2 separate regions of the Homo sapiens genome follow, and region 1 is linked to region 2. Evidence: chromatin contacts called from ENCODE Hi-C or POLR2A ChIA-PET data. All regions are on one chromosome and are shown on one strand. Each heading gives the region's core, a stretch centred on a gene start or an enhancer-like site at or near the end of the contact. The rest is flanking DNA. Distances are from core to core; before and after follow the strand shown. Region 1 overlaps TRPM3 (transient receptor potential cation channel subfamily M member 3). Region 2 holds the start of PABIR1 (PP2A Aalpha (PPP2R1A) and B55A (PPP2R2A) interacting phosphatase regulator 1).

Region 1 (6,691 bases), core at 842-3,341, 1.8 Mb before region 2:
AATCCCAGCACTTTGGGAGGCCAAGGTGGGTGGATCACATGAGGTCAGCGGTTCGAGACCAGCCTGACCAACATGGCAAAACCTTGTCTCTACTAAAAATACAAAATCAGTTGGGCATGGTAGCTTGTGCCTGTAATCCCAGCTACTTGGGAGGCTGAGGCAGGAGAATCACTTGAACCCAGGAGTTGGAGGTTGCAGTGAGCTGAGATCACACCATTGCACTCCAGCCTGAGCAACAAGAGCAAAACTCTGTCTCAAAAAAAAAATAAAAATAAAAACAGATAAATCTGCCAAGATGAAAATGTTTATTTGTTGTATTTTAACTGACGTGTCAATGTTGCTCTGGGAAAGAATAACGTTGTTAGCCCACTATACAAGGGTGTGCTGTCACCCAACTATTTTATCATATTCCTAGCAGTTCATATGCAGCATACATTTGGACACATAGTCCCAACACAAGAGCCAACAGCTGCTTAGATTCTAAGCGGAATGTGGACTGCCTATTGTCTGGATTCTTGGTTGTTTGAGGAGCATCACTTGAAGCGTGAAAAGCTCAAGTTTTAACAGTAAACAGAGCTTGGGATCCAGAGGGCACAGAGAGGAATTAGTGCCTGCAGATCAGAGAGATTCGAGCCTGAACCGTGAGCTGTAAGTACAGATGTGTTTCTTGCATTGTCTCTTACCAGGGGATTTGTAAATAATGTCAGCAGGAACTTATTTGCTTATATACGCATTCCTGAATATTAGGAGCCACATTGATCATTTCTGTAGATATCATATAACCCCTCAGGCACAATGCAATGGGAGTCGACAAGAGCCATAGATTATTTCTTTGGAGGTGGTGTAGCCTCATGTCCCCTGATGTGCATTTACACATAGACATGCAGTCTGGCTCACTGGACTGATCCTTCCAGGCACAGAGAGCCCTGATATGAGGTTGCTGGTTCTTTTCCTAAGAAGGCCCCTCTTGAAGAGGGCCCTGGCTCTTCCCTCTTTGAATACTCTAATACCCTAAATATGCATGGGCTTCTGAAAAGTAATACAATTCCATTTTAAACAGAAACAACAAGCATATTCCTTAGTGTGTGGCCTGTAGGCTGAGGTAGTGTGGACTCACAGGGAAAACCTTCCACAGTAAAGGCAATGAGAATGGACTCCAGCTCCCTTCACCTACAGGGGAAGGGGTGCCTCCTCCTGCCCTCATTGCTCAGAAAGGTGTATTGTTGCGTGTCAGGGAGTTGTGATGAATTATAGGTAGGTGGACAGCAACACAAAAATCTGAAAGAGTAACTTATTTTATGTTTTCTCTGAAATTTTTCTGTTGTTTTGGTTTGAAGAAGGAAAGAACTTATCTAATCCTATTTCGTATATGCAAATATCAAAAGGAAGGTGTAATGATGATGATGAGGCAAGCCCTGAGTAAAACTGAGTTAAACACAATTATTTCCATTCTTCTAACCCTTCCCAGAGCTTCCCTCTCCCTTCTCACAGCCCCTCCCTTCTCTGATGAAACTACTAGGCAAGGAAACTGATTCCTTCTGAAGTCTTAGCGACTATGTTCTCAACCAGAGAAAAATGTTGATTGTAAGAAAACAAAACTACACAGAGTAGGTTCAATAAAGACTGACTGTAAGTGCCTAAGAGAAAACCACAGAGGCATTCAAAGACAGGAAGCAGAGCACGACATGCGTGAGCTGACTGGGAACAAAACCAGAAGTGGTTTTGTAAAGTCAGAATCAGAAGACATGACCACACTCATCTGCTTTTCTCTATACTTCTCTCCTGCCTCAATCAATAATCAATCAATCATTTCTCTCTTTCTCTCTTGCTCTCTCTCCCATTTCCTTTCTCCCTTCCTCCACCATCCCTCTCTCATATGGCTTGCTTTACATGACCCAGTGAGGTCAGGCTCTATATGTTCTTTAAGTACATGCCATCATCTAACTTAAGTCTCTGCACTTCTGTTTTATTTCTAAACACAAAGAGTCTGATTAGTCACTGGCCATTCAATGAACTCACTCCTTCTTGGTCAATGGTGGAATCTGCTCCAATCATCTGTAGCCTGAATTGGGTGAAAGGAGAAGTGAAGAAATGAGGAAAGGACTTTGTCAGCCTGAAGGACGTAGGGCTACCTCTTCCAGCTGTGAGCAGGGCAAGGGAAATTTAGCTTGTTTATCAGGTATCTATCAACACAAAAATGATACAGGAAAAACCACCCTAGAATTCAGAACTTAACGCCATAAGCACGTATTGAGCTCAGAAGACTGAGAGTTGGCTGCATGGTTCTTCTGGTCTGGGCTGGGCTCAATCACCTGCCAGGAGGTCAGCGGGCTATCACCTCCTCCAGAACAGCCTCAGCTCAGAAAACAAGCACCTAGAAGCAAAGGTTCCCTGTGTTTCATTCTCCAACAGGCTAGCTCATGCATGTCTCTTATGGTAATGGCGGAAGCCAAAAAGTGGAAACAGAAACATTAAGGGCTTTTCCAAGGTTCTGTGTGGGTCACATTTGCTAACATTCCATTCACCAAAGCAAACCACATGGCCAAACTCAGAATCAAGAGGTGAAGAAAGAGATCCCACCTGTTTAGTGATAGAAACTCTAACATCACATGACAAAGCAGTGTGGATCCAGGGAGGGGAGAGAAATTGGGGCTGTTAATGCAATCGATCTCCTAATCATGACAGCAAACCCACTGGCGTGTACAATAGGCTAGTTTAGATATATATTCTTCCAAGGCAAGATTTGCATAAAATATTTCTGATATTAATTCCTGATGCAAAATAATGAAATACTAAGGTTAGAATTTTGAAGCCCTCTTCAAATAAATAATTTTTGTTTCCAGGTAAAGCTAGATATATAGGATAGGAAGAACATGGAACCAAGTAACAGGGAATTGAATTCTCCCCACTTCTCCCCCAGGACGCTCTTCCCCCCATACCTCCCCCCTGCCCAACACACACACAACATACCTAGATTTGCGACATCCTGCTAATTTACTGGATTAAAAAATGAGACATTGAGCTTAATAGTGGGTTCTGAATAGCTCAAAGCTGAAACTGTGTGCACATAGCAGATAGACCAGAAGCCAAGATGGCCCTGAAGAGTTGGAGGCTATATCATTGGTCCCTTTTTTTCCCCAGGTAGGGGCTGAATTCCATTTAATGCAGTGGGAGCTAGTTTGCTTTTCTACCAGGAATAAAAAGATTAAGGTTCTACAAGTGGCCTACAGTTGGCTCCTGGGATAGATGATTCAGTTTGGGGCAAATTCAAGTCTTTTGCTCCTTTTCCTGGAATCGTGGAGTGACAAAATATCAGGAATAGATGGAGTTTAGAGATAATCTAATCCAGCATTTCCCAAACTTCAGTCAACCACATACCCCCATTCACTAGTTTATAACCTTTGTTCTACTCTTAAATATTTTTTGTTAAATTGGCTCATTTTTTAGAAACTTAATTTATTTTTAAAGATTTAGGGTCACAAGTTGAAAATCAGTATCATTTGACATAAATAGAGGATAACCACAAAATAAACAGAATGAAAAACGCTACATTGTTGTGAAATTCTACCAGATGCTTGAGCTCAGTCTTTCCTAAAAAAGGGAATTTAGCAAACATTAAGGAAGTGTTAAAAGAATAGTATGCTTAAACTAACACTTTCTCTCTGATGGCGTCAGGAAGATGGAAAGAAGCTTGACAGTGTCATCCCTTACTATCTAGTTCAGTGCCATTTAATGCCCTGCTTGTGTGTCCTAAAGCCATCTTGGACTTCCCAAGCTGTGTGTCTGTTGCACTGTAGAGAATATCAATAACCCAACTCCCTTTGTTCATGGATGGAGAAACCAAGGCCTCCCACCAATTTCCAGTGGCTGCCTTTGCGCCATATCATTATCAGTTAGCATCTTACCTAGTGTTTGGGTTAGGTGAAGAGAAAAAACTTAAGCCACAAAAGAAGTAAAAGGGGATGCTAGTAGATGGTGCTTTTGACTCTAGAAAGTTGGGCTTGCCTGGTTTTCAGCGACCTTTGCTCTTCTTGTCCATTATAAGAGGATATTGGCAGTCACCTACTGAAAGCAATAGAAAGAGCCTCATGTTTCCACAGAGAAAACCTCCACCTGGACCCACCACAATCAAAGAGCCTCAGATAAGGAAACTTCTAGAAAGATGTAGCCATGCAAAGGGAGGCATCTCCAGTTGTCTTGCCAAGGAAAACGTTGTGTCAGGAAAAGGCCAAAGGGCAGCGTTATCTAAATCAAATTTGTCCTCCCAGTAAAGCCACAGCAGCTGTGCTAATGGCATTCTAAATCCTCCATGGCGAACTGTATAGATTTTCAAAAGGAGGTGGAGAAATCCTCTTTGTCTCGTTATCTTTTCAAGATGGATTTTTAGATGAAAATCCTTTCTATAAAAAAAATAGGATAAATGTAGTCAGATACTCAACTAAGCTCTTTATTCCATTGCTTGTGATTTGGACTGAGCTTTTGAAACATTTCTTCAGACAGGAGAGGAAGGGGCATTCTTCAAGAAATATCCTTTTTTGCCATATTTTTAAGGATGACTCTGATTATATCAAACATTGGTGTTCCATTTTAAATTTCTCTGACTTTTTAGGGACAAGATGGTGTGCATATTAAATAAATAAATACTTCTTTTCCCTGCATATTATAGGATGAAATCAACAGGGCAAGTGTCTTAATCTTTGGGGTGGAGGTGCCTGCCCCTGATACCTCTTACTTGAACCTAATTTCTCTCTCCACCCTCTGAACTTTTAAACTGTTCTGTGTACTCGTACTTCATCTGAACGGCTCAGGCCAAGTTATTCATGTTGATAGGGACAAGAATAATCAATGTCTAATGAACTGTTTCTAGATTTGTTCATAATTGAGAGATTCCTCTCAATCCCACGTTGGCTCCTTCTTCAGAGGCACCAAGGAAAGGGAATTTGTAGCTCACCAGGCTTTTATAGACATCCTGATTTTGTTCTTCCTGGCTCTGAGCTACCTGACAGGGACCCTAAAGTGTTCTGAGCCTCCCTACTTCAAATGTAAAATGGGAAACATTAGACCTATCATGTCAAAATATGGTAAAGATTAAAATGAGGTGATATACGTAAAGCTCATAGCACAGGGCCTTCCATTTAAGCCTGCGGTAGGTGGCCACTAATATTACATTGGCAAGGCCATGTGAGGTAGAGCAGAATACATATAGACTTCAGGGTCAGACAGAGGGTAGTGCCCATTTCTGCTTTATTTGTAATTGTATCTTCACTGCCAGTTGCCACTGGCACATAGCAGGAACTCAGTATTTTTTGGATATATGGAATGGTTCTGGCATTATCCCCTTATTAGCTGTGTGGTCTTTGGTAAGGCATTTCACCCCTCGGCACATGTTTCCTCAGCTGTAAAACAAGGACAATGCGTTTCTTACAGAACTGGTAAGAAGATGAAACACAATGGCCAATGTAATGTGCCCAGCATGGAGATTGCCACATAATATGCTTTCCACAGATGTTTATTCCCAAATCTCCACTCTCCTTCACTTTTGACGATCCCACATAAGGAAAAAACTAGGACCAGGATTTTCTGGGAAAGCACCATTTTTAAAGCTATCTTTTAAAATACACAGGGGGCAGGGTCCTCAGGTCCAGGATGTATGTGGGGGAATTCCACAGCCCTCTCAGGATGGTCCCTCGTCACAAGTATCAGTGTCTGAAATAAGTAGGATGTCCTATTCTGACCCTTTTTGGTTCCTGGGCAACTGTGAGGTGGTATAGGGCAGGTACTGGCCAGGCCATGTGGGCTTGAGGAGGCTCCTGAAAAGAAGAATGTCACTGATCTTTCACCCCAGACCTCACATTCCCATTTCTACTGGGACTGAGAGAAAGGTCCCTTCTCTTGCGTCAATTTCAGTTGGTTGGTGTGCTTTCAGGAGTTTTGTCTTGAGAAGGTTTCCAAGGTCACATCTTGGCTCAGAGGGAAAAAACATCAAGATTAATTGGCAACGTCTGTCATGGATGCAAGATGGGGTATTGTTGGTTTGCCATGGAGATTTACACAACAGCATCTAGAGGGAGATTTTCTATAGCTTTTGTCAAAGACCAGACCTATTGCTTTAACCTTGGCAATTACCAAAAACCAAAAACCAAAAAATCTATTTTTTCCCTCTGTCAGTTTTTTGCTCTCACAGGAGCCACCCTATATTGACAGGTCATGATGATACTTGTTGAGGTCTTGACATAAACAGGAAAATAGACACCCAGTGAAATAGAGGAGCTGTAACTCACAGAATGTGGCCTGACATTGCAGGTCACATGTGCAGTGTGTGACATCCATGTCTGCAGGCATTCAGCCATTGTTTATTGAGCACCTACTATGTGCCAGGTAGTGTTCTAGAGGCTGTTTAGTGAACAAGAGAGACAAAAATCTTGCCCTGTGAGGCTTATATTCCAGCAAGGGATGTCATTGACTTGTTATTATAAAAGTTTATGTATGAAAAACATTTCAACCATTGGAAGGCTGTGCTCCAAAACCCCCCACAACATCTATAGGGAGGGCTTTCTTACTATCATCCATGTACTTTGGCAGAATTCTACCTGAACAACCTGTTAATTTGTTCCAGAGCCCAATCATCTATTTCTACTTATTAATGCATAGTTAACACAAATAGCATTTCCAGGCTTCTGCCATGTGATGT
Region 2 (6,767 bases), core at 1,333-3,832:
TTCACTCCATCTTGAGGCAACTGTCAAGAGTTGACCAGTTCCATTTACTCTCATAGTTGTAAAAATTCCACAAAATTGTTAAAGTCTCTGTAAGCGATAACTTTAAACAGTCAGAGCTTTTGTCTTGTTCTGAGTCATTTTTCCCCTTTCCTCTTTGTATGCCATTCTTTCTGTCAAACTATCTAGTTAAGGAAGATATGTGAGGTATAAGGATGCATAATATAAAAAAATTTTTGCTATTCTTATTAAACATTTTGTCTTAATTGTAAAGGTAAAGAAAAGAACATTCGACTATTCTAACTTTAGGAAAACCTAAGTTAAATAATGATTTACCTATGTGACTCTCCACTAATTTTCTCTTGCAAATCATCACCCCTTAATTAACTGACATCCCCAAGGCAGTCAACTCAAGCTGTAGCTTTAACCACAGAGGTTAAACAATTCACAGTCCTGTTGTTGCTGTCAGAAACCCAAGTTACACTGTACCTTTGTCTAATCAATGGTGCCCTAGTTTGGTGGGAGATGGAGAGGAAGGGACCTGTTGGCAAGGAAACAGCTGCTTCCTTCCTGAACAAGGGAAAACCAGTAAGGTGACAGATGGGCAGAGCAGAAAAGTAGCCAAAAATTGCTGTGGCTCCTGTTTGGCAATAATTTCTGGAACTGAGGCACAACTGAATATTTTAAAGTATATCAACAATTGAGAGAGTATTGTTTACCTGAGTGCGCCAAAGTTCAACAAGCCTTCCCACACGTTTCCCACATTTGAAAAACTTTTAAGTTTGCAGTAGTACAAAGAGCTTAGCCTTAGCCTATGTATAGTGGGCAAAGACTGCAAGGCACTGTCCCATTTCACTTTAGGATTACACCCAAGCAAATGCACTTTCCGGTTAAAAAAAAAAAGGAAAAAATTTTATTTTCTCTATAGTAGTTATAGTTGTATGACTGACTAGAATTACTATTAAAATCTCATTAAAAATGTTTTTCTTAAAAGTTTACTTTTATATACTTAATTTGAAAAGATTTGTTCAAACTTTTATAATTTGTTCTTTAATCATTCCCCCTCCCATCCACTTCAGTACCCAGAAAACTAAATATCCAAGAATTCCTGGGTAAAACAGACAACCACTAGATAGATATAACTAACGTATTTTTTTAAGCTGTATAGTTCTTCATCAAATGGAAATCGGCAACCACTGAAAATAACATTAAAAATTAGTGTGGGCATGAAGTATGGAATTTTAAACATCAGTTTACTATGCTGATTAAGTCAACATTTATATTTTCATCAGAACTTAATAATCCCATAAATAAATAGAGCTCTCAGTTATTTAAAAAAATCAAGGGATAACATATGTATTTAGACATATTAGCAGCGTAAAGATGTATGCTTCAACACACTTATTGGGGAAACGTCTGAAAATATTACTACACTGAATTCAAGGGTATCCAAAGGAACCTGACATAGAAGTTCTCTAGAATAACATCATTTCAGGGAATTTCAAAAAAGAAAAGGGGTCAAATAGGAAATAGCCTCAAATTAATTGACAAAGTTCAGTGTTTGCCCCAACTAGATTATTCTCTCTCTCCACTGCAAAAAGAAAGTCTCAGGATGAGTGAATCACTTAGACGAAAGTTCATCTAGTGGAATAAATGGAGAAGCCGCTTGGGCAGGTGACACAGGAGAGTCGGTGGTAGTGCTGACTTTCGCTGGTGAGTTACAAGAAGATCCGGCACTGCTGCTGTTTCCATCAAGGGTATCCGAAGATACACACACACCAGGATCTGACAGCTGTGCAACGTCAGAAGAAAGCATGTTGGTGATGCCCTGGAAAAATCTCTTTGGCTGATATTCAGTTTCCATTTCACATTTTCTTTTCAATGGTCCAAGAACACTTGGTCTAATGCAATTGATGGGGCTCTGGCTTCTCCGGGTGGTAAATCGGGTCGTTGGGCTGGGAATAGGGCTTGGAGGCAATCCGTTGCTACTTACAAAACTTTGCAAGGATGGCGAAAAACACTGCTTCCCAATTCCCCGAGTGGGTGACGGTGCTGGTGACACAGGAATGAAATCGATGCGCTTGGGGGAGGCGGATTTCTCCACGTCGTTGTCACTCAGGCTGAAACTTTCCTCCCAGGAGTGGCTTATCTGCATTGCGGTCTGCACCTCCCGTTCGTGGACCGTCTCTCGGTTGATCAAGTCCATGCCCTCTTCTTGTTTGATCTGGTGCAAGCGGCTGCTGTGCATGCGGACAGGGGAGGCCGGCAGCAGCAGGCCGTGGCGGCTCGGGAACGTTGTGCTGTTCCGCCTGGCGCTCGGCGCCTCGGCCTGGAACACCGGCGAAGTGTCACTGAGGCCGTGGATCAGGGGGGCGCTGTTAGACCTCCTGAGGCCCCCGCCGCCGCCGCTGCCACCGCCCTCCGCCGGGCTCCCGCCCGTACCCGGAGGCAGCTCCAGGTCTAGCTCCATCTTCTCCTGAGCCATGTCGGGGGCAGGGAGGCGGGGGAGGTGCTCAGTCAGGGACCTAGGATTCCCATTCCCCGCAGTCCAGGGCCGCCGCCGCTGCCGCCGCCACCGAGAATCTGTCAGCGGGCTGGCCCCTCTGCGCATGCGTAGCCCTTCGCGCAGGCGCTCGCGATGTCCGTACTCGCGGCGCCTGCTTAATGCGTAATATGTGCGCGGCAGTGGTAGGGGAGGGGCGAGGAGTGGTCGGGCCGCTAGTCCGTATATTCCTTCGGCAAATAGCTATTGAGCGCAAGCTCGCGTTGACGCATGTCAATAAGATTGTCATATTCTGGATTGCATACTCATAAAACAAAGCCCTGAAAGAGAGGCCCATGGTGATGTGGGGCTGTATGACGTGGAGTGGCGCTTGGCCTAATCAGGGAGGGCTTCCTCGAGGAAGGAACAATCTCCTGAAATCTGAAGAAGTGGGCGAAATGGGTGCGATGTAGAACTTTGCAGGAAGCGGGAAGCAACGGCTACCCAGCCAGTTGGCAGGCGGGAACCAGGAGGGGAGGAGAAAGTGTGGCCTGGAGTGGAGAGTGAGGGCTGGCCTGACGTGAGGTGGTGGACCAGACCACATTCTGGTCTTTATCTTGAGAACAATGAAAACTTAAAGGGTTTTCAAGCATGGGTGTAACAGCAACTGAAAAGCTCACTGGCCTGCAGTCTGGAGAATACATATTGGGAGATTAAAACCTTACAGAAAAAAGGCCAGAGAGGATGGTCATTTGCACTAAGGTGACAGTGTGGCAGTGGAGATGGAGAGAAAAGTAAATCTGAGAACTATTTAGGTTAGGGGAAGAAGCCAAAACAGAGGATGGTATTGCTATTGATTTACAGTCATAGTTCCAGCACAAGCATATGTGTGAAGTATGAAGGATTAAACCAGTAGGTCCTCACATTTTAAAAATGAAACCACAATTCTTGGCTCATGTAATTAATATAAAACCTTGATATCTCATTAAAAGTGAGTTTATTTGTTCATTTATTCAGTCAGTCAAGGTTTTTTTTTTTCAGCATACTTACTATGTGCCAAACACTGCTAGGAAATGGGCCCTAGTATGAACTTTTAATTCTTACTGAGGGGAAAATAGAGAAACGCAGGCTATTTTCAGATAGTGGTAAGCCTTAGGAAAAGTAAGATGGTGTGATGGAGCACTACTGATAGAAGTCAGGGGACAATTAGAGTTGAGATCTAAATGACAAGAAGCAGTAAGTCACGTGGACATCTGGGGAATGAGTATTCCAAGCAGAGAGAATAGCAAGTGCTAAGGCCGGAGGCAGCCATGAGTTTGATGAGTTAGCAGAAAAAGAAAAAAGGGCAGTGCCGCTGAAGCATAAGAGCGGGAGTGTTAGGAGAGGGTAAGAGTTGGATCTCATTCTGAATATGATGAAACGCCACTGGAGGGTTTTAAGCAGGGGACTGATATTATCTGGTTTATGTTTTAAATATCACTTAGGCTCTGTGGAAAACAGGCTGAAAGAAGACCAGAGTGGAGGCAGAAGGATGAATTCAGGACCTATGGCAACAGTACAGATAAGATTCTTGGACTAGGGTTGTAGCAGTGTCAATGGGGAGAAGCAGAGAGACTGAGGATATGTGTTGAGTTAGAACAAATAGGATTTGCAGATGGATTAAATTTAGATTGTGAAAGAAATAGATTATTCGAAGGGGACTCATAGCTTTTTTTATTTAAACTGGTGAGATGGTAGTATTATTTACTGAGAGAGGAAAATAGCACATTTAGAGTTGTAGAAATTAAGAGATCTGAAGCAGAAGAACACAAGGTGGAAAGAACCAACATTTTCTAAGTGCCTACTCCCTGCTAGGCACTTTAAACACTCCATAATCCCACTTAATCCTCACTGCATAGATATTGTTATACTCATTTTACGAAGGAACGATTGAGGTTCAAAAATTGCAAAAGGCACTACAGCCAGTACACGGAAGAACAAAGATCTGAACCAATTTGAATCAAGGACTCATTTCAAAAACCTGTATTGTTTTTTCTGAATTTCACATGGATTAAAGAGAGAATTTCGCATGAATTAGAGAAGGATGGCTAATTCTGAGACGAAACAAAGGTCTAAAACCAAAGTTGGGAAAGGCAGAAGGAGATGGATTTGGGAGACAAGGCAACAACAGAACCTAATAGCATGCTGTGCAGAGGATGAACAGGAGACACAAATGACTGAAGTTCAACTGTAAGTGGCTGAAAGAATGCTACAAATTATTCAATAAAAACAGGAGAGAGGAGGAAATGTCTACAAAAAAATTAATATTAGGTAAGTAGAAAAGAACATTAAATATAGAACTCAATTTATAATACCCACAGCATATTACTGTTAACTTCATATTACTACATTATTATCAATGTGGCTCAAATGTACCAGATATTGTTCGTCCATGTCTGGATAAACATAATAATTACCTTTACTAATAAAACACAAGGATGGTGATGAGCCCACAAAATAAAACATATATGCTATTTGGTTCTTGCCTGAACACACCTATTAGAGATCTTAGCTGGTTTCCCAGTTTCTACCCTTGTCCTTGTAGAGCTGGGGACAGAGAATTGACTGAGTCATGTATGATTCAGTGCTTTCAGGTCCTGGCACAAATATTAATACTGATGGAGAGGCTTTCATAACTGTTCCTTATAAAAAGCAATTGCAGTTCTCAACACCAAGTCTACATTTGCATGCCCCTTACTCTGTTTTTATTGTCCTCCGGAGTACCACATGACATATATGTATACATTTTCTTGCCTGTTTCTTTGCTGAGAAAGTAAGCTCTACAAGGGAAAGACCTTTGTTTTGTTCTCTGTTATATGCTTAATATCTAGAACAGGGCCTGGCACATTGTACTGAGTAAGTACTTGTTGAATCATTGTGTGAATGCATGATAATGAATGAAAGGATGGATTAATATAGCTTTGTCTAAAAGGGAAGAGAACTCTATTATTTGAAAATCCAGTCTAACAGGCTTTTCTACACTGATTCTAAGAGCTCTATACCTTGATATATTTTTTAAAGATCAGGAATATTATTATTATTTAGAGTGCCCTCCAGCCCATGCAGGTGTGTTACTGGAACTACCCATTATGTGACCTAAGAAACTGAAGCCCTAGGTTTTCTTTCTTTTTCAACGATATGCTAATAAAAATTTGATAGAATTAAAATGTTCAGCACTGAGGATTCTAGGCAGTGTTTAATATATTGAGTTACTACTTCCTTTCGAAGGAATCAAGGACAAATGAGAGAAAATAGCAGCCATAAAATGCAATGTAGCCAGCTGCAAATGAATAATGCCAGAGGCAGGATCCAAGGAACCTCCCTGGCTCATTTCCCCCTTCCGGTTTCACTCCCATGAATTAAATACCACACTTAGTCAAGATTCATTCTCACTGTGAAGCCACAAAACCAGACATCTATTCCACAGTTAAACTTTATTGTGATTAATATTAGATTTTTAAAATATTACTTATATTTTAAAAAATATTACTTATTTTTAGGTTAAAAATAAATAGTTTAGGGCCAGGCGTGGTGGCTCACGCCTGTAATCCCAGCACTTTGGGAGGCTGAGGTGGAAGCATTGTTGAGTCCAGGAGTTCATGACCAGCCTGGGCAAGAGAGAGACCTCATCTTATAAAATTAAAATAAATAAATAGCTTAAAAATGACCATAACAATATCTAGAATTGGGACAGAGTCCCAATCTGATATCTAATTTATAAGATCTCAATGAGGAATAAGTGGAACTAGAATGTTTAAAGTGACTAGCAGGGAGTAGGCACTTAGAACAATATTATTATTAGATAGTTTTCTTTTAATTTCTGAGGGCAATTTTTCACTATTAAATTTCCAAATATATGACAAGGCAAATTTCTACCTCTGAATCCAAATTGAATGAATGTAAAATACAAAAATGTGTGTATGTATATAATCTAAGATGGGCTGGCAAATACCTCAATGTTCCACGTTAATTAGCATCAACAACCTACAGTAAAAATACTGCAGAAAAAACTGTGCTTTAAAACCATAGGAACTTAGGGTTAACTGTTACAACCACTTAGGAAAAATATTTTGCTGTACCTATTAAAAGAAAATATATTTATAGCCCACGACTAAGGAATCCTGCTCCTGACAATATAACCAAGAGAAATGAGGGCATCTGTCTACTAAAAGACATGCACAAGAATGTTTCTTGCATTATTATTATTATGTGTAATAGCTCCAGACTCAAACAACCATAAACAGTTTAA

The links. A loop is a pair of places that touch in the nucleus more often than their neighbours do. ChIA-PET counts read pairs that join two places held with the same protein, here RNA polymerase II (POLR2A).
Region 1: a map of breast epithelium shows a loop between it and region 2 (20-fold over the local background). The contact joins the enhancer-like site here to the promoter of PABIR1 in region 2. A Hi-C loop is called at or near these places in 1 of 168 maps with a recorded cell type or tissue (breast epithelium). POLR2A ChIA-PET finds 5 or more read pairs at or near these places in 1 of 52 experiments (activated CD4-positive, alpha-beta T cell).

Annotation. Positions count from the first base shown.
Region 1 is chr9:70,558,876-70,565,566 of GRCh38, reverse strand. The region is part of intron 22 of TRPM3 (transient receptor potential cation channel subfamily M member 3); the gene reads left to right. Among named protein-coding and RNA genes, the nearest start is that of KLF9, 150 kb to the right of the region's middle. Within about 2 kb of position 2,091, at least 7 of the 41 ENCODE cell types and tissues checked have a DNase peak (open chromatin) inside an H3K27ac peak, as active enhancers do.
Region 2 is chr9:68,775,880-68,782,646 of GRCh38, reverse strand. PABIR1 (PP2A Aalpha (PPP2R1A) and B55A (PPP2R2A) interacting phosphatase regulator 1) reads right to left here and starts at 2,582. Exons shown (of 1, transcript NM_138333.5): 1 at 1-2,582. The coding sequence starts at 2,482. The coding sequence ends at 1,619. All of the region lies in intron 2 of PIP5K1B (phosphatidylinositol-4-phosphate 5-kinase type 1 beta), which reads right to left. RefSeq lists silencers at 2,322-2,561, 2,679-3,093 and an enhancer at 1,846-2,674.